Regions from separate parts of the Mus musculus genome. Here region 2 is linked to region 1. A link is a loop called in an ENCODE intact Hi-C map of the cell type or tissue named here. Cell type or tissue: left cerebral cortex. All regions are shown on one strand. Each heading gives the region's core, and the rest is flanking DNA. Links, peaks and the distances in the headings are about the cores only.

Evidence for each region. Hi-C counts contacts between places; a loop is a spot of excess contacts. Peaks named below come from ENCODE experiments on the same cell type or tissue, not always from the same donor. Only the 100,000 strongest peaks of a DNase experiment are listed, where the experiment ranks them.
Region 2: a loop joins it to region 1, with 2.0 times the contacts of the local background. A loop is called at or near these places in 2 of 42 quality-filtered maps.

Annotation. Positions count from the first base shown.
Region 1 is chr6:13,833,737-13,839,233 of GRCm38, reverse strand. It overlaps Gpr85 (G protein-coupled receptor 85), which reads left to right. Exons shown (of 3, transcript NM_001330667.1): 2 at 55-674; 3 at 2,161-4,782. The coding sequence starts at 2,331. The coding sequence ends at 3,443. Among named protein-coding and RNA genes, the nearest start is that of Gpr85, 3.5 kb to the left of the region's middle. In left cerebral cortex, for the core only: a CTCF peak has its summit at 3,366; DNase peaks (open chromatin) are centred at 2,634, 3,107, 3,345, 4,386 and 2 more places; H3K4me3 peaks cover 2,500 bases; H3K27ac peaks cover 1,886 bases.
Region 2 is chr6:13,756,319-13,761,815 of GRCm38, reverse strand. No RefSeq gene overlaps it. Among named protein-coding and RNA genes, the nearest start is that of Gpr85, 81 kb to the left of the region's middle. In left cerebral cortex, for the core only: CTCF peaks have their summits at 2,467 and 2,667 (motif pointing left); a DNase peak (open chromatin) is centred at 2,658.

The DNA of each region.
Region 1 (5,497 bases), core at 1,901-4,400:
TTTTTTTTTTTTTTTTTTTTTTTTAATTTTCATTCTTTCTTTTTCTCTCCCCAGCTAGCGTGCCAAATCAAAGATCAGCAGGGGGAAAAATCATTTGAGAAGAATTCTACAAGGCGCATCCAATGCTTAGCAGGACCACCCTGACAGAGAAAGGAAGACGATGTTTGGGGAAGGCGAGGGTTCGGGGCAGCTGGGGCGGAGGCGGCCGTCCGCGGCACGGTGGCTTCGTGCGCTGCCCTAGGGGAAGAGGATGGGCCTGAGGTCCGGGAAGAGCCTTCCCGAGCCCCCCACTGCCAATGCATGCGGGGAGGGAAAAGTTCCGAAGCTGCCTCGAGGGAACAAAAGCCTGATTTGGGGCCGGCTGAACTGGACAGGACTTTGAAGCAAAGCCAGCCTGCTCCGGAGACAGGCAGGGGTTCCTGCTGGCTCGGCGGAGGCCGGAGCAAGCCTCGCCGCCGCCCTCGCCACCGCGCCGCCGCCGCCGCGGCCCCTGCGTTACTGGGGGAGACGGTGCCGCTGCGACAGGGGAGGACGCGGCTGGAGCTGAAGGAGGCTCCAACGCGCAGGCGCCGCCGAGCCCTGCCTGGATGCTCAGTCAAGGCACTCAGGAAAAAAAAATCAGCAATTTATAGAAAGAAGAAGCTATAGTCTGTCGGGATATCCAACACCAACAGGTAGGAGGATATACTCTCGGTTAAGTTTGGGGGAGGGGGTTGCACCGTGCTGATGAAACTGCAGGTTCATCAGGATACAGCCCTCCCTGAGGGTTTTTTTTTTTTTTTTTTTTTTTTTTTGACAATAAACTGCATAATGGAAGTACATTCAGACAATGCATCTTCTAACGCTTATTGAGAATTCGGTTTCTGGAAACCTTTGCAAAGCTGAGGAATATGAGACTGCGAATCACGGAGAACCCTTCCCTTGCAGCACAGAAGCAATCTCTTCCCATCTTCGAGTATGTAATGCATATCTCTCTCTCTCTCTCTCTCTCTCTCTCTCTCTCTCTCTCTCTCTCTCTCTCTCTCTCTCTCCTTCCCTTCCTCCCTCCCTCTTTCCCTCCCTCCCTTCTTCCCCCTCCCTTCCCCCTCCCCCATCTCTGTTATAAATCCAGGGGTGGTGGATTTCAGGTTTCGTAATGTTGCATGATGCGATCGGTATTTACCCGGGGATGTACCGGTTGGGAAATTAACACCATCGGATGCAGTTCTGCCTGGGCTTCCATCAGCATATTCCAGGCAAGTGAGAAGTGGCAAAGGGAATAACAGAGGAAACTGATTTCCCTGGTGTGGCTCACTGGCACCTAGGAGACAATGTGCATTTTGTTTGAAAATAAAGCCACTTGTGATTTGCAACAGAGATTATCAGTGTAAATGAGAAAGGCTTAATTGCCTCGGAGATACCGTTTCATGCTATATTCATTTGAATATAAGGTTTACAAATGGAAGTGCATTATCCCTCTGGGTGTGTTTCCCTGGCCAGTATTTACATTTACCATTTTTAATAATCATGTAGCTTTAAAAGGGACAGGATTTTCCCAAAAGGGGGGTGGGGGTGGGGTAGGGAAAGAAAGACAAAAGATTAAATCACATTGAATCTCCGGATAGGTTTCTAGTCATTTTGAAGTCTGGTGTTAGAATTATGCTTCAATATTAATCAACAAATACTTTTATGCAGCATGTACAGGGGCACTTGACTCAAAAGCTATACATTTGCAGAGGATCTCTGCATGCATATGAGCTGAGAGGCTTCCTTTAAAATACTGATGGTATTACAGGAGCTCAGATAACTGTGGGGAGCCTGCTATCTGCCTCCTTTCAGCAACCTTGCAGATTCCATTGCAAAGCTGGGGGCTGGCATATTTTACAACTGTGGAACAATTTATTCCCTTCCCTCCTGAAGATGCCCAAATCTGACTGTATGGTGTCTAGAATAAGGACCCCGTTAAGTTTACCTAGTTTAGAGTACTGAAACAGTCAGTAAGTACTCTGACATCTCCAATTGCAGCTGAAGCAAACAGTACTGTTTAACATTGAAACTTTACTTGCTTCCTCATAAAGGAACAGCTTTGGGGCAGCACTGACATCATAACTTACCAACTGAAGAACTGATAGTTCTCTCTCTTTTTCTCTTCTTCTTTTTCTTCTTCTTCCTCTTCTTCAGATGTTCTGATGGCAAATCAAACGGAAGGCAAGAGGAAGCATGGCCACAGATCGGATCTGATCTCTTTGTGGATTACATTTTCAGTAAAATGTATGGATCTATCTTTTCCTTGTTCTTATATCTAGATCATGAGACTTGACTGAGGCTGTTTCCTTATCCTCCATCCATCTATGGCGAACTATAGCCATGCAGCCGACAACATTTTGCAAAATCTCTCGCCTCTAACAGCCTTTCTGAAACTGACTTCCCTGGGTTTCATAATAGGAGTCAGCGTTGTGGGCAACCTTCTGATCTCCATTTTGCTAGTGAAAGATAAGACCTTGCATAGAGCTCCTTACTACTTCCTGCTGGATCTGTGCTGCTCAGACATCCTCAGATCTGCAATTTGTTTTCCATTTGTATTCAACTCTGTCAAAAATGGCTCCACCTGGACTTACGGGACTCTGACTTGCAAAGTGATTGCCTTCCTGGGGGTTTTGTCCTGTTTCCACACTGCCTTCATGCTCTTCTGCATCAGCGTCACCAGATACTTAGCCATCGCCCATCACCGCTTCTATACAAAGAGGCTGACCTTTTGGACGTGTTTGGCTGTGATCTGCATGGTGTGGACTCTGTCCGTGGCCATGGCATTCCCCCCAGTTTTAGATGTAGGCACCTACTCCTTCATTAGGGAGGAGGATCAATGCACCTTCCAACACCGCTCCTTCAGGGCTAACGATTCCCTAGGATTTATGCTGCTCCTTGCTCTCATCCTCCTAGCCACACAGCTTGTCTACCTCAAGCTGATATTTTTTGTCCACGATCGAAGGAAAATGAAGCCAGTCCAGTTTGTAGCAGCAGTGAGTCAGAACTGGACCTTTCATGGCCCTGGAGCTAGCGGCCAGGCAGCTGCCAATTGGCTAGCAGGATTTGGAAGGGGTCCCACACCACCCACCTTGCTGGGCATCAGGCAAAATGCGAATACCACAGGCAGAAGGCGGCTATTGGTCTTGGATGAGTTCAAAATGGAGAAAAGAATCAGCAGAATGTTTTATATAATGACTTTCCTCTTCCTAACCTTGTGGGGTCCCTACCTGGTGGCCTGCTATTGGAGAGTTTTTGCACGAGGGCCTGTAGTACCAGGGGGATTTCTAACAGCCGCTGTCTGGATGAGTTTCGCCCAAGCAGGAATCAATCCCTTTGTCTGCATTTTCTCCAACAGGGAGCTGAGGCGCTGTTTCAGCACAACCCTTCTTTACTGCAGAAAATCCAGGTTACCAAGGGAACCTTACTGTGTTATATGAGGGAGCATCTGTAAATCTTTAGCCTTGTGAAACACTAACCCTCTCTGCTAAGCAATTGTGGCCTGTAGCCATGTCTGGAGAAGAAAACCAAGGATGGGAATCAGCAGTGACAAGGATTTGGGCAACATTCTGCAGTCTTTGCAATAGTTCACCTATAATCCTATTTTAAATCTCGGAGTGATCCTGCTGACTGCTGGCGAAGGTTTGTAATTAAGAAAGGACAGAACCACTGCCCTAAGTTTCTTTCTGTGGGTGAACACTAGATAACGAAAGTAGCAGGTGCTAAGTATCAGTGCTAAATGCTGTGTATATCATTACATATGAAAAAAAACTTCAAAAAACAATTAGCATTGGACATTTTAATAAATTAAGTTGACATGAGGTAAATGTGTTGATAAAAGCTAATTTTAGAAGTTTGAAGACTTTAAAACATTTCATACTATTTTTGTTTTGCAAAGACTACACTACTGGGGGACTTAACAGTACTGTAATTCTTAAAAGATGTGCCATGAATTATTGGGGTACACCACTTTAAACACGCCTTGTAAGTTTGGGGGAGCATTCCAAAGCAGTATATTGGTTCCAATTAGAGTTTACCTTTTTTGTATTAATATATTGCTATTTCTAAATACCACTTTCCTTCCCTACCAGTGAAATTGCTAGCATTGAACTGTATTATGTGTTTTTTGTTGATTCAGTAAAAAAAAAGAAAAAGAAAAAGTTTCCAGTTTGTTTCTATTTTACAAATGCTAGATATCTCTCTGGGAGGCAACATGAATGGAATCAACTGACCAGAGATGAGCAGTTCGAAAAATGCAGAATAAACACGTGTTGCCTTAAAGGGTTATCTAGTATCCTTCATCTTCTTTAGCAGTGGAGCAGTAGTCAAGAGGCAATGAATCAGTAACTGGTCCTGGCTGCTCATCGGGAAGTGCATGGAAGAGCATTGAATACTTGTCTAATGGTTTGGTTTGGAAATTAAGGTGCACACCATTAGTATAATGAGATTTTCTTCTGAGGTGTGCTGCCCATTCTAGTGGGGTCTAAGAAGCAGACAGTTGATATGTGTTTATACTGTATGTCAGCTGTCAGGGGCGCCCACAGCCTTCGTATGACATCTGGCATAACTTGTGAAGCATTTATTGTATGGAAGGCACAGTCTTCTTTATACTTTCTGCACATTCAGTGTATTGGTCCTTTAAATTATTTCAGTTTTAACTTGTGAAAGCTTATAATATGATTTCTGGTATTTTAGAAATACATTAGATTCTGTGAGTCTCATTCTTTAAGATACAGATGTGTGAACTTCAATATAAAGTTGCATTTGCCAAAATTTATCTGTGTAGCCTGTTAATTTTTGTGGAATAAATTTTACATATTTGGCATATAATTTTCTTTAATTTAGCATATAAGCACAAACTAGACAAATTTGCTTTATAATAATTTTATTTTTATAACTACTATATTTTGAAACTGAAAATATATGAATGATAGCAAAAAGCTGACTTAATATTTAAAAGCATTATTAAGCTTTTCAAATCCATTCCTTTATTTATTATTATATGCCATTAGTATTTACAAATGAATATATGTCTAATGGTTTGGTTTGGAATTTTAATATAATTATTGCATTTTAATGTATAGTAGAAATTTTGAGTTCTAAATCTATTGCTTTTAAGAAAGGCTTGTAGGCTCAGTATTACAAAGCCAGAGAAAGTTGCCATTAGTTCTATTGGATTTCCATAGTTTTGTTTGCTTCTGGAGGGATTTTGTTTGTTTGTTTTTCTTTTGTATAGGAAAAATAAGGTTAAGAACCTAGTAAAACAGGATTTCTCACTGATATAGTATTTATATAAACAGAATTTTAATATAAATAGAAAAAAAACAAATAACTGACAATTTCAATGTCTATGCAACTATAAAGTTTTTGCTCAAGCCATTATTAGTGAGCAGTCTAACCTCATTTCTACACCAAAGCTGATTTGATCTGGGACAAAATTGAATACACAGAGGTGAGGCGGATCCAGCAATAAAGGCTCCTTGTTGGTACTAGA
Region 2 (5,497 bases), core at 1,718-4,217, 77 kb after region 1:
GGAGTCAACCATCAGGCTGAACTCAGGGAACCTAGTGGGGGAGCTGGCAGAAAGACTGGAGGAACATAGGGAGATTTCAACTCCATTGGAAAAACAACATAGGCTGGCCTGATCACTCAGTTCTCCTAGAGACTAGACCACCAACCAAGGAGTATACCTGGAGGGATCTATGGCTCCAGATACATATATAGTAGAGGATGGCCTTGCCTGACAGCAACAGGAAGGGAGGCCCTTGTTCCTAGGCAAGTTTGGTGCCCTAGAGTAGGGGGATATTGGAGCAGTGGGGTGGGAGAGTGTGGGTGGGTGGGGGAGCACTATCACTAGGCAAAAGGGAGGGGAGAAGGCAGATGTGGGATGGGGGGGTGGTAGAGGGGTAAGGGGTAAGTGAAATATCATTGGATGGAGGGTTGGTGGAGGGAGTAACCAGGAAGTGAGATATCGTATGAGATATAAACTAATGGAATGATTAATAATAACAAAAGAGAAATAAATAAATAATTAATTAATAAAAACAAAGGTATGTACTGTAATTTGTATAAGTCATTAGACAAAGTTTCAAGGGACTATCGTTCTAGCTGGCTCTCAAGCTCTATACTTCCCCAGAGCCTATCAAAATAGAGAAACTTGAGCCTCATCCTTGAACGTTCTCAGTAGTGTCAGCGTTTAGCTTGAGCATTTATATTTGGAACAAGTTCCCAGGCAACAATGGTGAAGCTGGACAGCTAGCCTCTTGTGAAAACACAGATCTCTGTGAAGTAGTCTAAGAAGCGTTACAAAGCTCATCTTAAGATAAACATTACATCTTGAGCTTAATGGCAATTTAGTGCTATGTACATAGTGGGTTTCAGAAAATGTTTTTGCTCATTTATTTCTAAAATTGGAAATAAAACAAATTTCATTATAAGTTTTCTAGTAAGTTGATATATTTCCCCCTCATTTGTCAGTTCAGAGCAGTCTGAGACTGGGTCCTGGAGAGTACCAATTCACTAAGTAGCTTTGGTTATGAGAGAGTGCTACTCTAAATTTTCTTTTCATTTTGATTTGATTTGGTATTATATTTACTATAAATAATCACAGTCATCCTGGCTAAGATAGTATCATGGATAGTATACTTACTGAAACATCAATGAATTTTTGATTTTAAAGTTTTTAAGCATTATTCTGATATTAGATAATGATGTTTATAATAAACAGATCAAAGTTTAATTTTGGGGTTCAGAATATTACTAAATTGATGTTGTTAAAATCTTGAATGTGCCATCATTTTATTTTTTATTGTGGATATGGGTATATGCTAATGGTATGTTGGAGTGAGAGCATATGCATACTAATAGCACATGTGCAGAGGTGGGGGAGGGGCACTAGTCTCATCACATTCCACCTTGTTTGAGATGGTGTCTCTTGTTTGCTTGCTAGCTTACAAGCTCCCAGAGATGCTCCTGTCTCCATCTCCAGTGCTGCAGTAGGAACACTGCAGTGCAGACATCTGCCACACATTCAGCTGTACATGGACTCTAAGGGTCTGAACAAGGCTTACTGCTGTGCACTGTCTTAGCTACTTTTCTAACTCCATGAAAAGACATCATGATCAAGGAAACTTATAGAAGAAAAATTTAACTTGGGGCTCACCATTTTATAGGATTGGAGTCCATGACCATCTTGGTGGCAAGCATGGCCCCTAGGCAGGTGAACCTGGTACTGTAGCTGTACTTGAGAGCTCACATCTTGATCAACAAGACAAAGATGGCTAACTAGGAATGGTGTGGGCTTTTTAAACCTCAATGCCTGCCTTCAGTGACACATATCCTCAAAAAGGCCACACCTAATTCCTCCCCTGAAAAATCCCCATAATCTCAGGACCAAGTATTCAAAGTTATGAGCCCAAGGGGACCATTCTCCCCCAGCCCTTTTTGCTGTAATCCTATATATTATTATTATTATTATTATTATTATTATTACTATTATTATTACTATTATTGTTGTTGTTATCATTATTTATTATTAGCTCTAGCAACTTGTTCCTTCGGTTTTCACATCCAACATATATAATCAATCTATCTAATTGATGAAATAAAGTGAAATATTGAATTATTTCCAATCTTTACCAAATTTTGAAGGCTAATTGAAAAATGAGTAGGCCATGAAAAAATTCTTTCCTCCATCAATTTGTTATGGAATTCACATGACTCCCTCTGGTGGCAAATGTAGCAGTTTCTTTTTTTGTGTTTGTTTGTTTTGTTTTTGTTTTTTGAGAGAGAGAGAACTATTGATGCAAAGCTAATGAATTGGGGGGGGGGGGTGTAGGAGACTGTCTCTTCCCTCTTAAAACTACTCACAATCCAGTGTAATCATTGGAAGTTGCGACAAACTATCAATGGAGTCAATACAGAGATAAATAAATTCCTTCATTAAAAAATCATTCTGGAAGATATCAAATTGTTTATACATTCTTTTAACAGTCAAAGAAGAATTCAAGCAATTAATTAATGAAAATAATTTCCTCAAACCTGATCTTAAACCCTCTTTACAAAGTTCACTTATAATCAAATATAAGATTGTCTAAGGCCTATATCAACATCCAGAAAGTTTCCTGAGTTTAATACAAATAAGTCATTCTGAGATAATGCAAATTCTCCCTCTGCCACCTAGTGGAAGAGTAACCCAAGTCAGGTTATCTAACTTCTGCAAAATGTGAGCATTTTGTCTTAAAAACCACTGAGGATTAAACAAGACAATTTAAAGTCTAAGGGCTATGTTATAAAAAAAAATTGTCTATTGTAATGGATGTTATTTCAATTAACAATTTAAATTGAAAGACATTCACAAACTTGATTCTGCCATGTTTGCCCCTGAAAAAGGCTTCTTCAACCTCCTTGAGGTCTAAAGTCTTACTGGGCTGCTTCTAGTTGGATTCTAAGACAGCATCTGTCAGCACAGGCCTCAGACCCACCCTACAGAACCATACCCAGCTCCACATACCAGAAAAGTGGGATTTTCCTTGTGGATCCCAGTGCCAGGCCAGGAACTGTTGATCCATCATGTAGGCCAGCTTTACAGGTACAAGGTTCAGATTCACCCAGATGAACTCAAGACTTCAACTACCTTTGTGGACTTTAAATTGTGTGCCAGTTTCCTTAACTAAAAACCTATCCACCAATCTTAAAAGACCACCTTCATAGAAACTCCTCATGATTAGATAGAATAAAACAGTCTGTGAAAATTCAAATCAGTACATACATTTTCAAGCCTTTATATGCCAATGGATTGTTGTACCAATGCATAGGATGAAATGATTATGAATAGCAAGAGAAATGGGACATCACCAAAAGCACAAAATGAGGCTTCAACAACAGACTACAAAACAATAGAAATGTATAAACTTCAGACAAAAATACAAATAATTGTCATAAAGAAACTTAGTGGTTTACAAGAGAACTCAGATCAAGAAATAAGTGTAATAGAGAAAATAATATCAACCAAAAAAGTTTAATAAGGAGGTAAAAAATATTAAAATTTAAAGCTAAAAAATAGTGGTTAAAATAGTATACACTGTGATGGGTTTAAAAAAACAAACTCAAAAACAAGAGAAAAAAGAATGAGTAAACTCAATGAGAGCTTCTTTGAAATTTCCCAGTCAAAGGAAAAGAATTATAGATGAAGAAAACCTACTGAATGTGTGAGACACTATCAAGCAAAGCAATATATACATTATGAGTGTCCAAAAGGGAGCAGAGATAAAGAAACATAAAGTTTATTTAAAGAATTATTGGCAGAAAGCATGGAAAACTATACAAAGGACATGCAGATGCAAGATGTATAACAAAACCACAAATCAGAAACTATGAATAGATCTTCACCGACACATATTAAAATCAAAATTTCAAAAGTCAAAGAGAAAGGGTTTTGAACCCAGAATAAATAATACTTAATATTTGCAAAGGAATCTCAATATCATCATCTGTGGATTTTTTTTATCAAAAACATTACAGAAAAAAAAAAGTATGTCCAATGTAATTACCTGGCAAGCTTGCTTTCACAAAGGAAAGAGCCTTCCAGACCAATTAAAAAAAAAAAAAAAACTAAAAGATACCATTGCTACTAACCTGCCTTTTGTGAAATGAGATGACACTAAAGATTCAGAATCCTCTAATATTTTTGTGATAGTCACAAATCATTTAACTCTAAAGGATAAAAATATTATTAGAAGATAAAAATTACTAAAATCATGTATCTTATATATTAAGGTTAATTAGTAGCAAGGTTAATTAGTAACCTTGTGACATAACATAAAAGTTAGAAGAAAATATTTAGACTTATGAGAGAAGTTATCGACTTAAACAAACTTTTACAGTGATAAAGACATTTTATGTGAACTTAATGTAACTTTTAAAATCTCAAGTAGATAAATAAAGGAAAAGGAAAATAAAGTGTATATTATAAAAGCAATCACATTAAAAAAGGATAACATCAAAATAGGAATACTGAAACACAATAATTACATGCCTGTTACAAAACTGTTAAGAAAATGCAATGCTATGTCTTTTATCAGTTATTACATAGAAATATGTCACATTTACAAACCAATAGGTAGGTGTCCTTTAAAAGTCTATCTATATGCTACTTGAATGGACAGGGCCTGCACAGGTCTGTATCAGGTCCCTTATGTATATATTAGGGCTTCTAGGTTATTGTTTTTATGGAACTCAGGAGTATGCAAATGAGCACATTATCTAGCTCCTCTGCCTTTTCTTGGGCTTTCTTTCCTGCTATTTGCTTGTTTTGTCCAATTCTAATGTGTTAGTTTTTGTTTTGTCTATTTTATTTTATTTTATTTTATTTTATTTTATTTTATTTTATTTTGCTTTGTTTCATTATTATCCCTTAGAAAACTGTTTTGTTTTCCAATGAGAGATAGATGTGGAAGGGACAGGAAGTAGGGAAGAACTGGGAGTTATAGAGAGAGGAAACCATAATCAGGATATATTATATGAGGGGAAAAAACAAATTTTAATAAAAGAAAAAAATCGAGATATAGGCTTCTTTAAGTTTAAAGCTACACAGGGGATAAATAAAAGGATCCATTATCATTTCATTTATGTTGCTGTGATTAAAACAAATGTATTGGGGGCTTGAGAGATGGCTCAGCAGGTAAGAACACTGATAGCTCTTCCAAGGGTCTTGAGTTCAAATCCCAGCAACCACATGGTGGCTCACAACCACCTGTAATAAGATCTGACACCCTTTTCTGGTGTGTCTGAAGATAGCTACAGTGCCCTTAAGGGACCAGAGCAAACAGAGGTCCTAAAAATTCAATTCCCAACAACTACATGAAGGCTTACAGCCATCTGCACAGCTACAATGTACTCATATACATAAAATAAAACAAATCAATCTTTAAAAAATATATCATGACAAAAAGCAACATAAGGAAAAAATAGTATACTTTAGCTTACAATTTCAAATGATAGTCCATCATCATGGGGAAATTACAATGGTA